Regions from separate parts of the Homo sapiens genome. Here region 2 is linked to region 1. Evidence: chromatin loops called from intact Hi-C (ENCODE). Cell type or tissue: sigmoid colon. All regions are shown on one strand. Each heading gives the region's core, and the rest is flanking DNA. Links, peaks and the distances in the headings are about the cores only.

Region 1 (8,058 bases), core at 2,563-5,062:
TCACCCCTCCGCGCGCTGCCTCCTGACATCCCGGCGCTCTCAGCCCACTGAGGGGAAACCCGGGCGGTGCAGCCCTGGAGAAAAGGGATTTAGTTTTAAGCCAGTCTCCCATCGATCGGGTCGGTAATTTCTACCCCTGCCCACTCGCAGACACACTCACCTCTACCCTAAAGCATTAAGGTCATTACGCGAGCAATGATCTTAATTTCCAGGCGGAAAACGAGTCCCGGGACCTCGCCGATTGGGGAAGCAGTGAATAAAGTCACCTGCTTCAGGCACCCGCTTGGCCCGCTCCTCCCGGTGGGGGCCGTGTGTGGCAGGGAGCGCCGAGCGGGGGTCCCTAGCTCCACGCCGAGGCGGACCGGGCAGGGGTCAGAAACCCTGTGTCTGTTTTCTGCGGGGTGACGACCTCCTGTAAGGGTGGGATTGCTTTTGCTTGCTTTCCTTCTCCCCTCCCTCTGCCTTTCTTCCTAGGCCTCCCTCACATCTCAGTACTCTTTCTTCCTCCTCCCCTCCCCCAAAGTGGCAAGTTCCCCTTCTCCACCTAGTGTCCAGAGGTTCTGCCCCTCTCCTAGTCCCCCGCTGCCTCAGGGCCGTCGCAGAAGTCTGGTAGCCCGACGCCTTTTTGCGCCCATCTACCTCGCCCACCTTTCTGGGCATGGGTGGGGTGGGGAATGTTCAGTGAGGCCCTTTTGAAGCCGCTTGCTGAGGGCACCCTGAGGCTTTAAAGAACCAGATTTCTCGATTTAGGGACGATCTCTGCGCCCATTGATAACTCCATCCCAAAGAAACCCAGCACAGCAGCAAACACCCCCAGCAGTCGCCTGCTCCTCAGCCCCCGCCTTGGCACAGAGCAGCGTCTGGCACTGCGGGGAGATGGAGGCGAGCCACGCGCACCCGTTCCCTTACTGGCCGACCCGCGAGGCGCCAGCTTGTTCTGGAGACTCAGTTTCCACTGGACAAAAGCAGGGGAAACACAACGCAAGGGCTGTGCAAATCCACGTTCCCGACGCCCCTCCACCCCATCCCAATCTGATTTTTGAGACGTGCATTTTCAGGTAGTCCTAAACTGTGAACAGCGAGCTTTGTGTGTTATCTAGTGGGGGTGGGGATGAAAGGGGAGGAGACTCCCACTGCCCGTTCCAGTCTTTAATGTTTGAAATAACGAAATGCCTTGTGTAGCAGCTGCTGCTTGAGCCAAAACTAACTCTTTGGAAGACGGAAAAGAGTGAAAGGCAAAGAAAGACTGTTCATTTTTTTTCTTTTGGTGCCGTTTGGGATGTCATCTGTTTCCTTGGCGACTGTGTTCAGCCCCCGGAGCCCCTGGGCTCCTGGATTGTTAGGGGGGAAAAGCATGCTATTTCTGCACCGTCATTTATCACTGTCACCGCATAATGATTCCCCTTGCAGCCCCTTATTGATGTTTGTAATTGCATTATCTCATAAAGGAGGATGATCAATGAAACCGAGCCGTGCATTCTGGGGTCAGAGGAAGCCAAAGTACTGTTTGTCCCCTTTAATACAACAAGTACTCATTATCTTTAGGTCTGCATTCAAAAAATGATCTGATCTAGGGCTGACCCTGTCGGACATCCCAACACTTTCTAAAACGCGGTTTGTGTAACCTTTTGCTTAAATGCTAAATCAAGTACCTGTCTTGCATTTCAACGAAACAAGATGCTAAAACTGAATGAAAAAAAAGCATTTCTTTTTTTTTTTTCCCCCTGGGAGGGGTGCGATCGTCTGAAGGTGCATGAGATTTTACACTGTAACTGCTTGGTAATATAATACAGAAAAGGCAATCCCAATCCACATGAGTCCTAATAAATAGAAAAAAAATTGGGGATGAGGGGAAAAAGGCAGGTAGCTGGGAGCTTTTAACAAGGTCGGTACTAAAAGATCAGAATAAAACCACATCCAGTTTAATTAATAATAGCTATAAACTGAAATAATTCCCCATGATTCTGCCCTTGCTTCTCCTTTTTACAGAGTCATATCTCTTCAGTTTAGAGAAATGACTTTTGTGGCTGTTCGATTCTCACAACAACAATAACTAAATCAGTTGCACACTGTTATCTAAAACCATCTACAAACTCCAGCAAATAAAAAGAAGTTCATTTGTCTATTAAGGCAAGCATTTAGTTGAGCAGAAATATCCCAGTAACACTGAATAGAGTTCGTGTAATCCTATGGAAATCAAGTCATCTTGTTGCACTGAAGTAAATGAAAAAATACAAAGGAGAAAAGGTCCAAGTGTAATTGTAATTTTAAACTAAATGCATTATTGGACTGTCACAGTGAAAACGTGATTGTTCGGCTGCGGGGGGGGGGGCGGGGGGCGGCGAGTGGACATAAACTTAGCTCACATTTAACTTAAAGGTTTCAGAAAGGAAATATGTATTCCATATTTGGTGATCATTTGTGGAAAGAGGAGAAATTGAAACAATTCTAACCCATCATTTTAGTATACTAGGGGGAATCATTCCTTCAAAAGCAGAATTAAGCAAAAAGCTTATTTTAAACATTGCAAGTCTGTATTAGCAGAAAAAAAAAGTTTCAAATTTTCTGAAAATGTATGTCCTCTCTATGTTAATAAGATGTTGACAGAGAGAAAGAGAGAGAGAGAGAGAAACTAAGTTCAGGTGTTTTATTTTTTAAGTTCTAGATACTTCTAAATTAACGATATAAATTAATGTTTTACATAAAAAGATCTAAATGAAAAGTTTTCATTATAGTTGAGAAAATGAGTACTTAGAGTGTGCTCTGATAATTTGACACATTGACATAAAACCTTAAATTGAATAATAAAACAAACGGCTAAAATATTCCCCCTTGGAAAAATAACTTTAATAATAAAGCTAGAAAAGTTTTAACTGTGTTGAACCATCACTTTTTTCTCTGGAAGGCAGATTATCCTAAAGAGTATTATTTTCCAGAAATTCTGTCAAGGCACTTTGAAATAATATATGTTTGTATTATTTAATATTCTGACACTTCCGTTCTTTGAAAATGCTCAGACTGGAATGGATACGTAGCCATGCATATATTTAATATAAATGGTATCTTGTCGTTAACATAAAATATTAAAGAGAAAATAAAACTTTGGGCTTTGTCAGTTAAGATAGAATTTTTTAGCATAATACTCTGATTTTCAAAACATAAAATTGAAACCCCTTGATTTTAACCAATCAACACAAGTCTTTCTCTTATTTGGTTGGGGATCTGCATCATATACTCTTTCTATTTTTAATATTTAGTGTTGTAGCCCACTGTTAAAATAATGAAAAATTAGTCTCGTTTCAAAATTATTTATTTATGGAACGAACATGATTAAAACATAAACACACAAACTGCAGCTGCAACAGAAAAAAAACTTGATTTATGGTTATTAAATCTTTGATCGCCATGTTAATGTTTCTTTTTCTACCTTTCATTTGCATTTTAATCTATCGAATCTTTACAGTTTTGCTGCCTCCTATTTCAATGATTGATTACAGATCTGAAATAAGAAAAACCAAGCCTAGCTTTTCTTTTCCTTTCTTCGCTTTCTTTTTTCTCTTTTTCTTTTCCCCCCCTCCCTTTCCCCCCGGGTAGATTTCTGAAACTTTCTCTCAATGCTAATGTAGACAGGACAAATTAATTCTGCTCTTTTAAATGTCAAAGATATAAATAAAAAATGTTTTCTGTCCCAAACGTGAATATTTTCCCAGCTGCTTGTTTTCGAGTCGTAAAAGATCATCCCAGCAAAATGCAATTAACAGCGAAACACACACACATACACTCACACACTCGGCGGTGCGGAATTTTTTTAAAGGACGTGTTGTTCTGAGTTGAAGAAAGGTGAGAAGTTCACCGTCCCTTCACCATCAGTAGCCTCGCTGCGGCTCTCCTCTCTCTCTCTCTCTCTCTCTCTCTCACACACACACACACACACACACACTTGGAGGTTTGGTCCCTAGTTCTATCTGTGATCTAAGTCACACAAACAAAAACAAGCTTGGTGGCAGCTTGTTGTTGTTGAGTGTTGTTGAGTTGATTTCTTGAGATAAGCAGTGTAAAGACAAAAGGGGGAGCGATGCAGGTCTGTTTGTTTTCTTTCCCCGCCGCCCCACTGTCCCTTTTCTCGTCTCCCCGCGCACCTCCCCAGACGCCCTGCCGGGGTGGCTCCGCGGATGAGGCGGTCATTTGCTGTCCGCTTTGCGGGGACGGGTCACTTTCCGCGCTGGCGTGAAAGCAAATGTGGAGCTGCTTTTGGAAGGCGCCGGCCGGACGTCGGCTAGGCTCCTTCTCCCCGCGGGCTGGGGGCCCTGGGGCTCTGCAAGGCTCTGGCTCCGAACAGATTGCGCCTCCCGCCTGGCTGCCAGTAGGAACTGGGGTGGGAGCCGCGTAACTAACAGTTGCGCGCAGGAGGCGAGCCCCAGGTGTGAGCGCAGAGGCTCTCTCCCCAGCCCGCGGGTCTGGGAACCTTTCAGGACGCCTCCCTCCCCAACTCCTACCCATGCGTCTGCTCCCTAGGCCGAGCCCCCCTCGTGAGGTTTTAATGACCGCGGACGCAGGGGAGCCCGCACTTGAGCGAGGACCGACTTCTCTGGCGGGTCCACGCTGCTCGCGCTTGCGTCCGCGGGTAGCGCGCTGTGCCCGGGTCAGGGGGCGAGCTGCGAGAAGTAGGAGGGGTCAAGACCCCCAGAAATCCCTCCATGGGCACACACACAATCAAGAATAGGGTTGAGGGTCTTGAGAGGTAGAACTACCCTAGGCAGGGCTTCTCCAACTCGGCCTTTGGACCCCGCGCGCGCCCAAGGGCGTGCCCACCGCGGAAGCACAGATCATCTTCCCGGGACTGGGTCTCCTGGACCCTGCGTTGCTCCCTTTTTCCTAGCGGCCCCGTAGCTGGCTGCCGCATGTAGGGCGATCTTCATTAACTTGGACGCCCAACGTGATTGAAATAGAGAGGAGGAAAAAACACATTTGATCTGGGCCGACCCTTTGTCTTGAAGCAGATTAGGCAGCCTAGAAATAGGAGGAAAAACAGAAAGTCTAGGCAGGAAAACTTATTGTGTTCACAACATATAAAAATGATCCGAGCGGTCTGGTACCTCAAGGGGTGAAGATAGATCCTTGTAGACGAGTGTGAAGACATGACTGGGAAGATTTAAAGTGAAAGAAACGGCAGATTATTAAGAAAGTAATAGTAAGGTGTCCCATACACTACAGTTTTATTGTTGGGTAGTAACTACCCGATTTATTTATTGCCGGGGCTATATAATAGAGATAATGACCACAAACTCAAGATAAATTCTTATGCGCCCAGCCGGTCAATTCTTTTTTATTTAAGAGAGTGAGCCTGAAGGGTGAGCCTCATCCCCTCCCCTCCTCGAAGATCCGTCTTGCTTTCTACCATATTATAAGCATGACATGCAAATAAATAAGTGCTGCTGGGTCTGTGTGGGTAGGCCGGCAGGATTTATTTCAGGTGACGGAGGAACATACACGGAATATGAATTTCCGCAGGAGTGGCGCCGTGATTCCTTCCCTCTCCCTCTCGGCCGCCCTCTCCTCAGGGTCTCCCTCCTTTTCTGTGGGAGCAGAGAGCATCCCCTGTTAAAAACATTAACGTGTCATGTCTCAGCTCCCTATTCCTTGACATATAGGTCTGGGGAGGGATGGGGGCACTGCAAAATGCAAAACGCATGCCCAAAGTAGGTTGACTTGCTGGGACTGCTCAAAGCGATTCTGGTGGACAAAGAGAAGGGTGAGTTGTAATTATGACTTCCAGTAGGGGAGCAGTATAGGAAGTATGTTAATATCATTTTGAAATATGCACAATGGTCCAAAAGTTTACTGTCCCGGATCTGGCATGGGTCCTCCCCAGCCGGATGGACCCCAAGGGGAGCCCTCCTGGCACCTTGGGACATGCCCGCCTCTCTTGGCCCTCGGTTTCTCTCTCTGGGAGCCAGGTAAACACCCCCCTGGCCAGGTGATGGAGTTAAAGATGACCTTGCTCGTTGACCGCCAAGGTCGGAAGAGAGCTGGCGGCCTCAGGTGTAGGTTCCACCTGACGCCCTGGCTGCAATCATAGTCACCGGCTGGCCTTTAAGGGGGCGGCCTCCCAGAACTGCTCTCCCCACCTGCACTCTGCGACCACTCAGGCAGATCCGGAACCTGCCAAGACGAAGTCAGTCAGCATCCTCTTCCGATCTTCTTATTTTCTTCCTCATTTTTTGGATAATATTCAGACATACAGTGTTTCAGTCTCACAATAACCACTTACATGCAGAACTTCCTTTGATCTGTTTGGCCAGAGTCGGGGGGAAACACCTGACAGTGAAGAACTGCGATGAAAAAGAGGGGTTCAGGGGAGATGGGAGAGCCAGACGCGTGGGGCGAGGGAGAAGGAGGTGCGTGTGGGGAGATGGAGACCTAGAGACAGCAAGAAGTAGCAGATGGGGGAGGAAGGTAAGGCGAGAAAGTGAAGAGCAGCTGCGAGCGGGAAGAGAAGGGGCTGCTCCTGTAATTTGGTGGTTTGTGTGAAGGATGGTATTATGAGGCTGAAAGAGAGGACAATCCTCGTCAATCTTTTACAATATTGGTGTCATTCAAGCACAACTTTATCTTTGAACCAGATTATCTGTTCCAATGATTTCCATAAGAACATAAATTATAACCTTCAGAGCCTTCAATATTTCTTTCGGTACTTTATTAAGTGTTGTTGCAGAGGCTATTTATGAAGTGAGTGATTCAACTTTTAATCTTTTGAACATTAAAGTGTATTCCTCCGAGTTTCCTTTTCAAAATAATCTAAAATAACAAAAAGAAACTAAGCTCATTACATGAAAAAGTGACAAGCGTTTTTGCTCGCAGCCTGGCAAGTTGCCTTATTCACTTCAAAGGATGATGAACTAATTGTTTCCAGAGTTTATAAGTAATTAAGCTATTATTTGGGGAATTTATGTAACAGTTTTATTCACATTAGAACTTTCTATTTAAAATAGCCTGAGACAAATCTTCAAAAATGCCAAGATTTTAATAATTGAAAAGCCTTCTCATTATTGTTAATAGTGAAAACTATTTTTATTTTAAAAAGCACTGGAAAATGTAAACAAATATAGTTTTCTCCAGAGTATATGATAAGTGGAGATCATTATGGATAATTAACGCTGAAAGGAAAATGAACATGTAATGGCTTCCAAAAATTAAAACATTTGTAACTATCAAGTTAAGTTCTAAAAAGTTAATTTTTAAATCAGCTGGATTTATCTAAATATGCCTGGCAAGGAAAAAGATATATATATATATATATATATATATATATATATATATATATATATATATATCTATTTACTGTCCTTTTAGAACTCTATAAAGAAAGTTTAAAACCTTAAATAATTTTAGCATTTTTAAACCAACTTTTGGTGCCTAGGCAATAAGAGTTAATGCCCAGAAATGCTAAGTGCTGTAGTTTCTCCAATTTTGCAACAAAGAAATATATTTATTCACCCCTAGATTAAAATAAAGAAAATATTCTAAAAATCTTTTGAAATATATAATTCAAACACCACTTCCATAATATTTCAATGCATGTTTGTTAGTTTTAAATAATTAGGTTTGCCATAAATGAAACAAAATTCATTAAAGGAAAAAGTAGGACTTTAAAAGGAGTGATGAATTATTTTGTAAAATTCAGCAAAATATACAACACTTTAGTTTAATAGGCATTTGTATACATAACAATATACCATTTTAATATAATTTTCCCATCAAGGTGGTATTAGCTCTGTGTGTTAGAAAATGCCTGTTTCATTGTCACATGAAGAATTTCAAAAATAATAAAATTTTCATATTAGGAGGAAATATCTTTGAAGAATAACAAACACAAATGTGAAAATCCAAGTAAATGCCTATAAAATCTTATATGAGGTAAAATATATTTTCTGGAAGTTATCTGGAAAAAATTAAAGCATGTGGTAGTTCAATATTAATTCCCCTCACCACAAAAAAATTGGGAGTTGTCTGTAGCAATTATTACAAGAGGTAGAATATATGTATTAAATAGAAAAA
Region 2 (8,058 bases), core at 3,198-5,697, 400 kb after region 1:
TAAAAGTGTTTGTGAAGCAAAATTAGTTATGAGTGAAATAATGATTTAATTTTCTACATACTTTTTTTTTTTTTTGGAAATGGAGTTTCGCTCTTTTTGCCCAGGCTGGAGTACAGTGGTGCGATCTCGGCCAATTGCAATCTCTGCCTCCCGGGCTCAAGGGATTCTCCTGCCTCAGCCTCTGGAGTAGCTGGGATTACAGGCTCCCACCACCGGGCCTGGCTAATTTTTGTGTTTTTAGTAGAGATGGGGTTTCACCATGTTGGCCAGGCTGGTCTCGAACTCCTGACCTCAGGTGATCTGCCCTCCTCGGCCTCCCAAAGCGCTAGGATTACAGGCATGAGCCACCACACCCGGCCTATATACCTTTTTAAAATGACAGAGAAAGGAAAAACTAAGAAAACAGTATACTACCGGTTCTTTCGGGAAAGTCCCTAACATCACCCACCTGAGAGTACATAGTAAGGCTCACAAAATGCTTCTTTTCTCCAGAGTCACTGTGATTTAATACTAACTTGAGTTCAATAATGAGCTTCTGGGGGTCCTAGAACCTCCAGAAAGCATTTGCAAAACTTTGTGTTTACACACATTTTACTAAGGAAGAGCAAGAGCTTTCATACCATAGTTCCACGGGGGCCAATGACCCCAAAATATTAAAAGCACCAACTTAGAATCTTACAATCCACTTATGAATAATTTCAGACGGATCTCATCATCAAATTGTGTATGGATTATAATAAATATTTCAAGTTATTTATTCATTTATTTAGTACACACAAGGTACTGTACTTCCAGATGCCAAGTACTGTCCTTGATGCTGGGAAGATAAGAACAATAAGCTCATAGAACGAGAATGTTAGAAGCATTTCCCAAGTAAATAAAACCAAACAGAATTAGGCCAAGGTGACTCTCCTTTAAGTTTTCTGGTACTGATCTGACACTTTGTTCTTTCAAAGGTTGGTTATCACTACAAGTACATATTTTTAATTGAGTTACCATACTAACTATAAATCACTTCAATTAACATTAACTTCTATTGTGGCAGATATAATTAAGAATACATATGTGACTGTTTCTGCTTTTTGTAATGAGCTTTCATAGTAATCACTATTGGAACTACAGTATTAAGTATAATTACTGAGTAATCTACTAGAACCCAGAATCACTTTATAATTATATGATATTTTCCTAAGCATATAGCATGTAGTTACTTTGAGAGTGAAGCATAAGAGTGACATTTTAGCAATCCATTACGTAATTGATGAAATTTTACTAATAAATGTGAGTTAAAATTCATAAATGCTAGACATTTGATTTCCAAAATAAAGCCAGTGATTCATTCAGCTACTTTTTGAAAGGGAAGACACCTTATTTTAAAACCCTAATTCCAAGGGGGAAAATTATCTGAACACACAAATCATGTGGTTTTAGAGTCCAAAAGTAAAGCAGATGGCATTAATTGTCTATATTGAAAGTAAGTGTGTGTTTAATATGCTAGAATAGGATTTTTAAAAACAGTTATATCTTTGTCTGCAGCTCGTTTTTTTTTGGCATATATCTCTAAAAGTTTCTAATAGAAGCTTTGGGATATATTTTTCAAAAAATTATTTTCAGCTTAAAAAATGTATTTTCTGGCAGATGCAGAACTCACATTAAATTCTAAAAAGTTGAGGGGAGGGTGATTGTGTTTTCTCAAGATCTGTGACTTGTTACTTAACAAAGAACCCATTGTAAAATTTCCAAAAACATCGTAGCAATCTAAGACAGAAAGAAAGTATGGCACATAGCAATGATCCCAATTTTTAGGAGCATCGAGAATTAGAAGACAAATTATATAATAAAGTGTATTGATTACCTAGGGCTGCTATAACAAATTACCATAAATTTGGTGGCTTGAAACAACAATTTATTCTTTCACAGTTCTGAAGTCCAGAAGTAAAAAAAAAAAAAAAAAAAATCGAAGTGTTGGACAGGTGGGTACCTTTATGGAGGCTCTGAGGGAGAATCTGTGCCATGCCCGTCTACCAGCTTCTAGTGGCTATCAGCAGTCCTTAGTGCTCTTTGACTTGTAGACATAACAATAGTCTCTGGCTCCATCTCTACCTGGCCTCTTCCCTGTGTCTTCTTTTCTGTCTCCTATCTGGACACCTATTCTTGGGTTTAGGGCCCATGCTAATCTAGAGTTTTATTATATCCAGAAAGACCCTCATTTCAAATAAGGTTACATTCTGAGGTTCCAGGTGGACATATCTTGTGGGGGACACATCCAGCTACTACATAAGGTATGAATGTACATGTAACTTTTCAGAAGGAGTCAGAGCTGTGAGGTGTCCAAATGAAGCCAAAACCTTAGAAAGAGAGCTCTTAGACCTGGAAATGATCTCTGAGAAAAGTAGGACTCCTCCTTCCATTCAACTTGTAGGAAATTATCACCACTTAAGAGAAAAAACAAGGAATGTCAAAAAAACTAAATGGTTTAGCAAGTAATATCATCCAGGAAGTGACCAAAGAGAGCCAGTATGTGTCACTGGCTTCCCACAGAAGTGCTGTTTTCACTCCACTTCATTCAGAGAAAGCAGCACTTAAAGGTGGCCTTAAGGGGTAGGTAAAGAGGAAAGAAAAGAAGAAACCTGAAGTTATTGTAGGAGAAGAAAAATGGGCTGTATTTGGTGGAATTCCTTGTGTCTGACCACTTTAACATCTCAGTGAGGTTATAACTACTACTTTATTGTATCCACCGAACTATCACCTTTGCCTTTACTCATTTTATCACTGCCCATTTAGCCATGAGAAAAGTGTTAAATAAATATTTTTGAGTAGCAGTGAACTAAATTGATTCAATTATAGGTGGGTGCCTTGGGACTCTGCCTAGGTGAGGTTACTATATGCATAATTTATTTATCAGGGGATTTGTTTTGAAAGCAAGTCTATCTCAGTTTCAGAGTTCAGCAACGTCGATTAATTAATTGAACATTTTGAAATATCCTTGCACCCTTTCAAGAACAGATAGAGGGCTCTTGCTGCCACTAGAGGCATAGTGGCTCATGCCTGTAACCCCAGCACTTTAGGAGGCCGAGGCCGGCAGGTCACTTGAGATTCAGAGTTTGAGACCAGCCTGACCAACATGATGAAACCCCATCTCTACTAAAAATACAAAAATTAGCTGGGTGTGTGTGGTGGGCACCTGTAATCCCAGCTACTCGGAATGCTGAGGCTGGAGAATCGCTTGAATCTGGGAGGCGGAGGTTGCAGTCAGCCAAGATCCTATCACTGCACTCCAGCCTAGGCAACAGAACTAGGCTCTGTTTCAAAAAAAAAAAAAAAAAAGTGGATAAAGGACATGCACATGGAATCTAAGATAGTAAGCAGGGAAAGCATTGGAGGCTTGTGGGTCATATTGTCTCTATTGCAACTACTGAACAATGCTGCTGTAACAGGACAGAAGCCATAGACTATATGTAAGCCAATGGATGTGATTGTGTTTCCGTGTAACTTTGTTTATAAAGATAAGTGGTCGACCAGATCAGGTCCATGGACTGTAGTTTGCCAAACTATGTGGTGGGATACTTTTTAAAATTTTCAGTAAATAGTACCTCCGGTCCCTTAGTAGTGCTTCAACCACTGACATGATCTTTTTCTCCTTTACTGGCCATAGCTAGGCAATCTCTACATATTATTGAGCACATTAGCTCTACTCCTACAAACATCTTCTTGGTTCAGAGAAGTCCCCATTATTCAGACTTTTCCTCAGGAATCTTTCTTGCTCTCTTGGTGTTAGTTTTTTCCTCCTTTGACGTCTTTTACAAACCATAGGTAGAGTTACCCTTCTAAAATATTTCTCAAAAACTACGTTCAGTAAGTGAGGATTCCATGGAGTACTATATGTTCAAGCAGTGAAGTGCTAGAAAAATATGAGTAACATAGTCCATGGTGGCAAGTTGCATATCTATCCACTTGGTGACTGATGCGTATTCTTTGGACTTTAGCTACCAATGTTTTCTTTCAACTTAATATATCCATCATATTTCCTACTCATTGTATTATGTGAATTTATGTTTTGAGGAGATTTGTCAAAAAAAAAAAAACAAAACAAGAGAATAACATTCAGACCAGTTAACCTGTTATTCTTGACTCTCAAAAGCCTGGCTGTAGTTGAAGATAAGTCAATTGAACAGACATGCATTGAGCATGTAGCAAAGTGTTGAAGAGGGTGTGTTGTTGAAGCAGATCATTTACTTTCAAATCTCAGCTCCGTAATTCTAGCTGTGTGCCTTAGATGCATGGCTTACCTAACTTTTTCTCACCTGAAAATGGGAATAGTAACAGTTTCAATCTCATAGGACGGTTACGAAGATTAAATAATTTTTTGAGAGGTGGTGCAAGTACTGACACATAGTAAGTGTTAATGTTTTCTTTATTATCATTGTTATCATCATCATCATCATCATACCAATCACATGCCAGTCCCATAGCTAGTGCTAAATATTTATTGAATTCCTTGTACAATTGAATTCCTTGTACAAACTAGGCATTGTTCTAGGTGTTGGGGATGTAACAGTGAAAAGATAGACTAAGCCTCTGCCATCATTATGTCATATTAGTCATTGGTTTATTCAACAAATATTCACTGAGGGCCTTTGATGTACCAGGCACTTCTAGGTACTATGACAGCTGTTTATTAAGACTGAAAAATCCCTGCTCTCATAAACTTATGTTTAGTCATTTAGGTGTGGTCTTTTCATCTAAACTATGTGTTTCTTGGGGCCAGTAACTATATCTTAATTATCCTGTATCCCAAGAGCCTACAAAAGGATTATCACATAGAGACTTATTTCATAAATATTAAATTAGTAAATGCATGAATGAATGAAAAAAAATGAAATGAACACCTATGTTCACTAGGCACAAATAAGTTAGCATTAACTAATTTTGAATGAAGTTGAAATCAACCATCCTTGTCAGAATCACGTCACACACCATTCCATGAGATTCCTATTGAGGAACGTAACACCCACCCTACTTCTGAATTTGGAAGCTCAGTTTTCACAGGCAGCAAGTATGGCAAGAGGGAATAAAATCCTCACAAGAAACAAGATTCCAAAGGAATATATTAAACAGAACATTAGGACTCTGCACAATTTGCAGCAATAGAGATTCCAGCTAAATTTCTCAATTCAGCTTTGCTTTCTATTCGAAGTAGCAATGAAATCATGAAAAGTGTAAAAGATGTGGAATGATAAAAACAACCTGGAGACCATGTCTAAAAAACCTTTAGAAGTCTTTGCAAATTAATTAATAATGATTTTGTTCTGCTTGAAATAAAAATGGAGAGATTATATCTAATAACACTTTGTGATATGTAGAAAATAAAGAAGGACAATAACCATGCCCCCGTCCTTGAAAGAGCACCTATTGTAATTAGGTGAGATAATAAAGTTTGCGCAGGATGAAGGCCATGTTCAGGTATTGGGAAGAGCAGGAGAAAGGGGAGAAATTTGGGATTTTTCTCAGGCCTGACTTGAGGAAAACTTGAACACTTCAGATGCTTTATGAAAGCCTAGAGTATATTGCTCAATTTGGAAGATGTTTCTTTAAACAGCTTCAGAAATATAATCTGACCCATTTTCCTCAGCCATGCTTATGGGAAAGCTTATCAACAAAACGGTTTTATAGGGAAATGTTTCAGAGACCTTCTGGCTGCCCCCACATGCAAATCATCAGGCAGCATGCACTTGGAGAACAAGAATATAATCAATTGCACAATGAAACATTTCCATTTCTCCTCTTGAACAGAAAAGAAGGAGCTAAAAATGTCCCAAATCCTAGAAACCTCACCAGTAAAGTAAGAATCATGTAAAGTTTTCACTAAGGCTTAGGAAAGATGTTTAATCACATTAACCTCTATTGATACAGTGCTTGGTATAAAATTACATTCTATAGTATTGTCCTAAATTTCTAGAGAGGAAAAAAAAAACCCAATCCTGGTTGCTATTTTTCCTTAGGTAAATAAGTTAAGGTCATGTGGATAAGTAGAAAATGAGAAGCTTCGACCATAGCCTGGTGACTATACCTTGTGTGTGTGTGTGTGTGTGTGTGTGTGTGTGTGTGTGGTTTGGAAGATGCTTTAAGATTCAAATACTGATTATGGGAACTACAGGAAATTCTTTACATGTAGTCAGATTGGAAATGTGACAGACACTGTTTGGGTAAGACAATACAGCTAATATGTCCCTATGGTAAGATGGTCACAGCATGCAAAGTTTGAATTTTTGGGCTTCATCTTAACCCAAGGACCAAGCATATATTGTGCTTGCTGGTCAGAGAAAAACAAACAAACAAAAAAGAAATTGCCTAAAAGGAAATCTACCTTATCCTGAGATAAAATGTACATGAAATAGGGTTATAACAAGATTTACATTCTATAATCATTAGGAATAAAGGGAATATTTGCAGATCTATCTTCCTAAAGAACAAATTGAAAAACTTTTCTGATAAAATCTTTCCACACTGTGATATTCAGTTCTGTCAGATACCACAGAAAAATGATGGCAAGTGAGCATATCTATCGACTTGGTGACTGATGTGTATTCTTTGGACTTCAGATACCGATGTTTTCTTTCAACTTAATATATCAATTATATTTCCTACCCATTGTATTATGTGAATTTATGTTTTGAGGAGATCAGCAAAAACTCCAGAAAAACAGCTTGTTTGGGGATATCATTTTTAAAATGACTTCTAGAGAGAGGATATTGCTATCTGGGAATTAATTTTGTGCTGATAGTTTTAAACACATACACAAATATACACACAGAGCAGGAAAAGTATAGGTTTGATTGTTGCTATTAATATTTAAAATCATCCACAGATTTAATTGACTCACCATCATCTTCTTTTTGAGCCACTGTGCCACTGATATTCAGATATGTCAGTTATTTCAAGGGTTTTTTTTTCATATGCATTATAGCTTATACATAAAAACAAATGGAAAATAGTTGTCTAGGAAGATTAATATAATTCAACTGTGATGTATGTGAGAAAAATCTACTGGTCTAACTTTTTCAGCATGGAGGTATAATGACTCTTTTTCCTTTCTTAATAAGAAAGAAGACATTTGTGATTTTGGGTGGATGCTGATTGCAAACTCTTCTAGTGAGAAAGCATCATGCCAGCTGGGAAGTACTCCCACTGGACTTTGCTGCTACCTGGAAAAGAAAGCTTACAATGGATACGTGAAGATCAAAGTGGTTGTGTTATCAAACAATTATGGACTAGTCAGAAAGTGACTTTGGAAAAAAGCTTGAATTTAGAAATGGGGAGTCATTAGCAAAGGCTGCCTGAATTATCCTGATGTATCACAGGCAGAACAGAGCCACTGCTGCTGACAGCACAAGAGGTTTCTTACAACAATCTTTGGACAGAGTACTATGGTCAGAAAAAGATAATAAAGAGGCTAGAACATGCACCATCTGGTCTAACAGAAGGGAAGATGGAAAACATCAACGGGGAGTTAGAATTGTTATGGAAAGCCAGACGGTGAAGCATTGATTAAGATTATTTCGTTGATTACGTGATATCTCATGATTTATGCCATGGACAAGGAAAAGCAAATCACTTTTTTGTGTGTGTGCCTGTGAAACCAGGGTATGCTATAGAGCTAAAATTGTTTGAGACCCTGGGAGCTTCAGAAAAATCTCCCTGTCATGGCATAGGAGGCCAAACTAAGAACCTAGGCTCCCTGAAAACATGAGAACTCTTTTTCTAGTGCGGTAGAAAAGGTGTGGTGATCCAACTGGTTCTAAAGTGTTGGCAGACGGCTGGGTAGCAGTGGGGTAGGATATTACAGAGGGGCTTCTTCTTTTTTTTTTTTTCCAAAGAACTCATCGTTGCTGACTTTATAAAGGAAAACCAAGCCAATCAGGCTAAGAGGCTAGATCTAATGAAACCTACCAGATCAGGTGCCATTTGGGGCATTGCTTACTCAGATTAGAAGCCAGTGTATGAGAAAATGTATCAGATGCTTGCCCTCAGAAATTTCCAAGGTTTTTTAGGATAAGC

The links. Hi-C counts contacts between places; a loop is a spot of excess contacts. Peaks named below come from ENCODE experiments on the same cell type or tissue, not always from the same donor. Only the 100,000 strongest peaks of a DNase experiment are listed, where the experiment ranks them.
Region 2: a loop joins it to region 1, with 2.6 times the contacts of the local background. A loop is called at or near these places in 1 of 110 quality-filtered maps.

Annotation. Positions count from the first base shown.
Region 1 is chr2:66,577,336-66,585,393 of GRCh38, forward strand. All of the region lies in intron 1 of LINC01798 (long intergenic non-protein coding RNA 1798), which reads left to right. Among named protein-coding and RNA genes, the nearest start is that of LINC01798, 7.3 kb to the left of the region's middle. RefSeq lists an enhancer at 899-2,508. In sigmoid colon, for the core only: no CTCF peak of the experiment used is centred there; DNase peaks (open chromatin) are centred at 3,836 and 4,436; H3K4me3 peaks cover 2,500 bases; H3K27ac peaks cover 1,180 bases; H3K27me3 peaks cover 277 bases.
Region 2 is chr2:66,980,431-66,988,488 of GRCh38, forward strand. The region is part of intron 1 of LOC105374785 (a long non-coding RNA gene); the gene reads right to left. Among named protein-coding and RNA genes, the nearest start is that of LINC01628, 62 kb to the left of the region's middle. In sigmoid colon, for the core only: no CTCF peak of the experiment used is centred there; no DNase peak of the experiment used is centred there.